Linked DNA regions of Homo sapiens: region 1 is linked to region 2. The links are chromatin loops, found by intact Hi-C in ENCODE. Cell type or tissue: heart right ventricle. All regions are shown on one strand. Each heading gives the region's core, and the rest is flanking DNA. Links, peaks and the distances in the headings are about the cores only. Region 1 has its middle 120 kb from the start of WDFY3. Region 2 overlaps ARHGAP24 (Rho GTPase activating protein 24).

Region 1 (2,926 bases), core at 189-2,688, 880 kb after region 2:
CTTCTTTTTTTAGAATTATGGGGGATAGAGTATTGTGTTTTTTGCTACATTAAAAACCACTAATGAAGATGAGAGAAAGCACTTGCAAGATCTTTAGGATCAAATATCCTAACAAACCACCTAGTTATGTGTTGGTATGCAAAGACAATCATAAATTAATAGATATTTACTATGTGATATTTACCAAGTATATCTGAAGACAGGAGAAAATACATTTGTAGAACATTGATCTGCCCAGCTAATGTGATCTGAGTGATAAATTCAGGCCCACTTGCCAACAAGCCTGGTCAGTTGAAACTCCCTACTTAAAGGCCATTTTTAAGCACTATTATCAAAGTTCCCTTGGGGTGGATTTTCTCATTTGCCCTTCCAGATTCAGTCTCTAATTTCTTCTTCCTGTTCTGGACCCAAAGAGTTGATCTCTGTGTACCACATCTCAAGGCTCCCTTGCCCTCCGGCTTCTGGTTAAGATCTTCCCAATAAAGAGCAACTCAGGAAACCAGACAGACAGTGGAAGGAAAGAAAAGTCAGAATACTTAATCCTCACCATCCCCCTCACACACTCCCCATGGGCGCCTCAGGTTTGTAGTAGCTGCAGTCTTCTCTCTATATTCACAGCTCCTTATGGAAGGTGTCTACTCCGTGGCAAGGAATGGTAATAATTTCTCACTGTGAATAGTCCCACAGTGGTTCCCTATCACTTGTTGATGTCCCTGAGCTCTTCATTTAGGGAATTCACTAACTAGTTCCTTTACTAAATTCTCTCCAGTTACCCCATCTGTCAAGCGTGCCTTCTGTTTCCTGCTCAGATCATGACTAACAGAACCCATTTGGAAATGTAGTGTATCTACTAAGAGAGGAGTAACACAATGAAACAAAATTGAGCTACTTCTCCATTAAATCTGAAGTCCTTATTAAAATATGGAAATGGGTTTGTGTTTTGATTAGCCTGCATTCAAGGTTTTGACTCCAGAAGGATGAGACATAGAATAGGCATGTTTTGATGAAGGTAGAATTAAAAATCAGTGTGGTAAGTGCCCACAATGGAGCAGCTGGGACAGCAGGAACAGCAGCAGCTGGGAGAGGGAACTTTCTAAAAGAGAATGAGGAAAGTTGAAAACCATCTCTTTTGATTCCTAGGGGATACCAGAGAGGAGAATGAAACCACCACTTTGCAGTTTTGCCTAAGGCTAACTTTACTTATGCTCCCTAATGTTTTAGCTCAATATCCAATCACTGCAATTAAGAGAAACTATTGTTCTTTTCTTTATTCTAAGAGCTTATGCCTGTTTTCTATTTTATTATATGGCTTTCAGAAGTAAAGACCCAAATAAAATTTATTTTCTCCTAGTAAGAGTTTCTAAGATTAATATACTTGCACACAAAAATAAGCTGGTATACAGGTACGCATCAGCCAGTATACTTCATGTCTGGTAACACCACTGCCTTTCAACTTGCAACTCTTGCCACCTAGTGGCAAAATTTGGTCTTACAACTTGAGGATAACAACAAGTATGATTTCGGCTCTAAAAAAGACAACTTGAAATTCTTGATTTCTTACTTAAATCAAAATTTCCTACATTATACCATCATGTGGTAAAAAGTCGTCCACAGGATGATACTGTATAATGGACTTTTTAAATAATTAAAGCTAATTAAAATTAATATTAAAACATAAACATTTTGTCTTAGGATTCTGTCCACCTCCTTTCTTCCTTTAAGGCAAGATCAAGGGCCAGCCAAGTAAACCGAAAGCAAATTTGTTTGAAAATTAGCAATAGACATGTCTTTGACTTACTACTATCATAGTTTTCTTACAATAGTTATGAAATCTACAGGTTTCCAGTTAAACTTATTATCCCCTTTTCATGTCATATATTACAAAAATATTTTTAAATCTTATTCCTTAATTCAGAGGAGAGTAAATTCAATAGCCCACTTTTTATTTTCCCATGCACAACGTTCTTTCAAATTTAAGAAATTTTTTTTGTGTAAAGTACTGCTCTAGGTATTGACTTAATTGGAGAAAGAAAACCAGAAAAAAATCTTTGCCCTCACTTAAGTTATTAATTATATTTTTGAATACTCATAGAATTATAGGTATGTATAATTGAGAAGATAATTTAGAGATTAGCTAATTCAACCTGAATGTTTTGTTTGTAATTTTTTATTTACAAAGAAGAAAACTGAAATGCAATTGGTAGGAACAGAAGTTCTCAAAAGCCTATCTTTGAGTATTCACAATACTTTGGATTATAGCAAAGTTATATTTACAATGAGCTGTGGTACTTGTTACATTAAAAAAAAAAAAAAAAAACCTGAGTGTAACCCCAAGCAACTACTTTTTCAATACCCATCTCCTCTCTGTACCGGTCCCACCTGTATTAGTCTCCTGTCTGCCACTTTCTATGTTCTTCCCAGCGTATGTATTTGCTTCCCTGGTCTATCCCCAGGACTAGGGTCTTCTACTGGAAACCAACCTGCCTGACTAGGCCCCTGATGCCCCTTCTGGTTCCCACTCAGCCCTCCTTCAGCTGCAGGGTCAGATCCTGCTTTTTACCTGCCTCGGGCGGGCTTTCTTCTGAGACTGCAAAGAAGTCCTGGAAATCTACCTGAATTGGGGCAATATTGGCAATATCTACCTACTCAGCTATTGAATTATTATGATTTGCCTGATTCCGGTAGTGATACTTTGGTATCTGGTAGTGATACTTTGCAAACCACATATAAGTGTGACATCCTCTTTGAACGTTATGCTTTTATTTTTTTTTTTTTCATTAGTATCAACCATTGCCTTTGGAGCAGTGCCTCTAGCTCCAATTAATTTTCCAGTGGCTTTCTAGTTTATTTAGGCTCATTCTTATTATGAGACTTGCAAAATACCAACTAATAGATAATAGTAGAAGCTACAGCAGTTGACATGATA
Region 2 (2,926 bases), core at 106-2,605:
TCAGGGGTTTAAATAAAAGAGGCATTATTCTAGCCTGCTCACTACTTGTACCCTAGTCAAGGCTGCAGATACTAAGCTGATAATAAGACAAGTATGTGATTACAAAATAAGGTGAGTGGAAATAAGGAAAATTATTGCATACTATCTAATAACAAGACAGGGTTTGGAGGTCTTCTCTGAGAAAATGATGTTGGAGCCAAGATCCGAAGGGTGTGTAAGGACAGAAGGCATTTCTGATCAAAGCAAGGGAGAAAAACAGCCTCAAGTGGGAGGAAGCCTCCTGTCCTTGCAGAATTGACAAAGGCTAAGAAGGTCAGAGCCCAGAGTGGAAGTGGGTAAGGTCTGAGCTGTAGGCAGCAACCTCATGGACCATAGGACTTCACCTCCTTCAGGGTAAGGACTGAGGTTTTCCATTTTGACATTGGGGTCTCTCAGAGCAGGCATAGTGTCAACTGTTTTATAGATGTTAAAATGATGGAAGTTATCTGAAAGGGCTTGTTTTAACTAGCTAATTTTATTTTCTTGATAATTAAATAAATATATGTTTTTCTTTCTAAAATTCTGAACTGATAAACACTATAGAAGAGGTCATCTTAAAACCTTGTAAAGAAAATAAAAATCGTGTTCCCAGGTCATCTTCAAAACTGCAATCCTCATTAATTCCTAAAACTAAATTCCAAAAAATTGTTTGAAAAGACAGACCTAAAATAGTCTCAATGGTAAGACAAGGAAGACACTAGTATTTTTGTTTGTTTTCTGACAAACCACCGTATTTCATGTGCATCAAAGCCTTCTGTGTTTTTCTTGCTATATCTGCCCCATGAAGGGACAGTCATTAGTAGTAAAAAAACCACAGCTTGGGGAAGGATATGCATAGCAGTCAAATATTCCAGTAAAGTATTTCCTTTTGATTCCACTCTAACCCAATCTACCATCATGACTCAGATTTGTTTGCCTTCAGAGTCAATGACAATTAGCCATAGGTAGTACAGAAAGAAAAGAATATAAAAATAAAATATAAAATAAATAAGTATATATTTCAATATACAGAGTATGTTATGTATAATTTGCATGACTATATAAACAGAAGCTATCAAATATTTATGAATAAATACAATAAATAAATGAGACAATAATGATAAACAAGAAACACATTTAACAAGAAATCTGCTGTAAAGTTTCATTGATGATCTATTTATTACATTGACTATTCCCAAACACACTGTTTTTAAGGTAACTTGCTTAGCACTTTACTGTTTTGCTTTTAATGAAGTGAAGCATTTTATAAACTATGGTATTGAGAAACTTTGAACACTAGATGGCGAGATTGCAAAGTTAGACAATGGGATGGTGTAAAAATTGTGAAGGATGAAGGGCCGCAGAATCATTCTTCCTCTACCAGCAATTTTCTTAGCACCAAAGCTGCAGTAATGTTCCAAGAATAGAAATATTTGAGCCATGAATCAAGGTAAGAAAGGTGGAGTGGGATGATTATTTTATTCCTTCCCAGAAGTGATACATTATAAGAGCTTTCTAGCATTATAGTATATATGCACACAGCTAATTATATAGAAATGATGAAGAAAAAATGAACAATTATATATATATTTTTTGATTAACAAAGGTTATTAACTTTTTGCTTAAAGGCTAAGATTTAAAAATTTATGACTCTCTTTTTGGGGCTTTATTAAACTTAGGCTACTCAGTAGAGATAGAGAGTTCTGCATTTTTCTAGAGTTTTCATTTTTGCTTTGTCCTTTCTCACCGAAGAAAATAATCATTTCTGGATAGAATCTAATATATTTTTCCAGTTCTGATTCACCTCAAGAGGTTCTCAGTCACATGTCCTAATTGTCAGCAGGCTACCTATTGCAATGGGGAAGTCTGGCGTTTCTCTGAAAAATATCTTTGTATGTTCAGTCTATAAAATAGCAACCCTGTCAATCATACTCTCTAGCCTTCTATCTCCTATTGAAAATCCACTACTTTGCCAAATTAATATTTACTTCAATATGTTTAACCAATTAATTAGATATCAATAATATGTGTTAATTGCCCAATGTGCCTAAAAGAAAGTGCCATCTTTGTCTCAGAGAAATACATTTCAGTCTTCACCAAAGTGAAGTGAAGTGACTGCACTGTGGCAAAAGTCTATGTACAATGGAGAATAAAAATCCTTCACCTAATAACAACAACACATCTGCAAACATCAAGGCCTCACTGAAGGCCAATGAGTAGGTTATGCTATTAACCCCATTTAGGGTACTTTAACAGGAAACTGCACAGACAAAAATTCTTTTTGGCTAATCACTGAGATACGAGATGCTGTAGAGTCATGCTCTTTGGTATGTTAAATAAAATTGAAACTGGCCCAAGGAGTCCTCCCTACAAGCTCCTAACTGCAACCTAACTCAGTACCAAAAACAAAGTGAAAACCTAACTAGGAACAAATAGCTGAGTTTCAGCCAATCACAGGCAGCTGTTCAAACCATGTATGAGATGCATGCCATGTAATGGGGCTGTCTCTGTACCTCGCTTCTGTTTTCTGTAGGTAACTTCTTTTTCTCTGCCTGTAAATATAACCTGCACATGTGGTAGGGTGGAACATTCTGAACCATTTTGGCCCAAACTGCTGTTAGATTCTAGAATCACAAAAAAAGCCAATGAAGATCTACTAAACTAGATTTGTTGTAATTCTGTCTTTTAACAGGTAGAAGTTCAAAACTATTTGCTAACGTAAAGTCATTATACAGACTCAAGTCCCTTTCACTCAGCTGGTAGTAGAGTCTTTTCAGAAGGTAAGATACATAATCAAGCACATTATATCCAGTGGTAGGAAAAAGGCAGCACAAGATAGGCCCAAAGATCTGAGTGAAAGAGCTATCAGACCAGGAGGAGCTTTGTAGCATATGTCCCTTAACTGAGC

What was found. A loop is a pair of places that touch in the nucleus more often than their neighbours do. Peaks named below come from ENCODE experiments on the same cell type or tissue, not always from the same donor. Only the 100,000 strongest peaks of a DNase experiment are listed, where the experiment ranks them.
Region 1: a loop joins it to region 2, with 3.0 times the contacts of the local background. A loop is called at or near these places in 17 of 110 quality-filtered maps.

The regions. Positions count from the first base shown.
Region 1 is chr4:85,083,135-85,086,060 of GRCh38, reverse strand. No RefSeq gene overlaps it. Among named protein-coding and RNA genes, the nearest start is that of WDFY3, 120 kb to the right of the region's middle. In heart right ventricle, for the core only: a CTCF peak has its summit at 1,474 (motif pointing left); no DNase peak of the experiment used is centred there; H3K27me3 peaks cover 320 bases.
Region 2 is chr4:85,967,571-85,970,496 of GRCh38, reverse strand. All of the region lies in intron 5 of ARHGAP24 (Rho GTPase activating protein 24), which reads right to left. Among named protein-coding and RNA genes, the nearest start is that of MAPK10-AS1, 150 kb to the left of the region's middle. In heart right ventricle, for the core only: a CTCF peak has its summit at 1,313 (motif pointing right); no DNase peak of the experiment used is centred there; H3K27ac peaks cover 351 bases.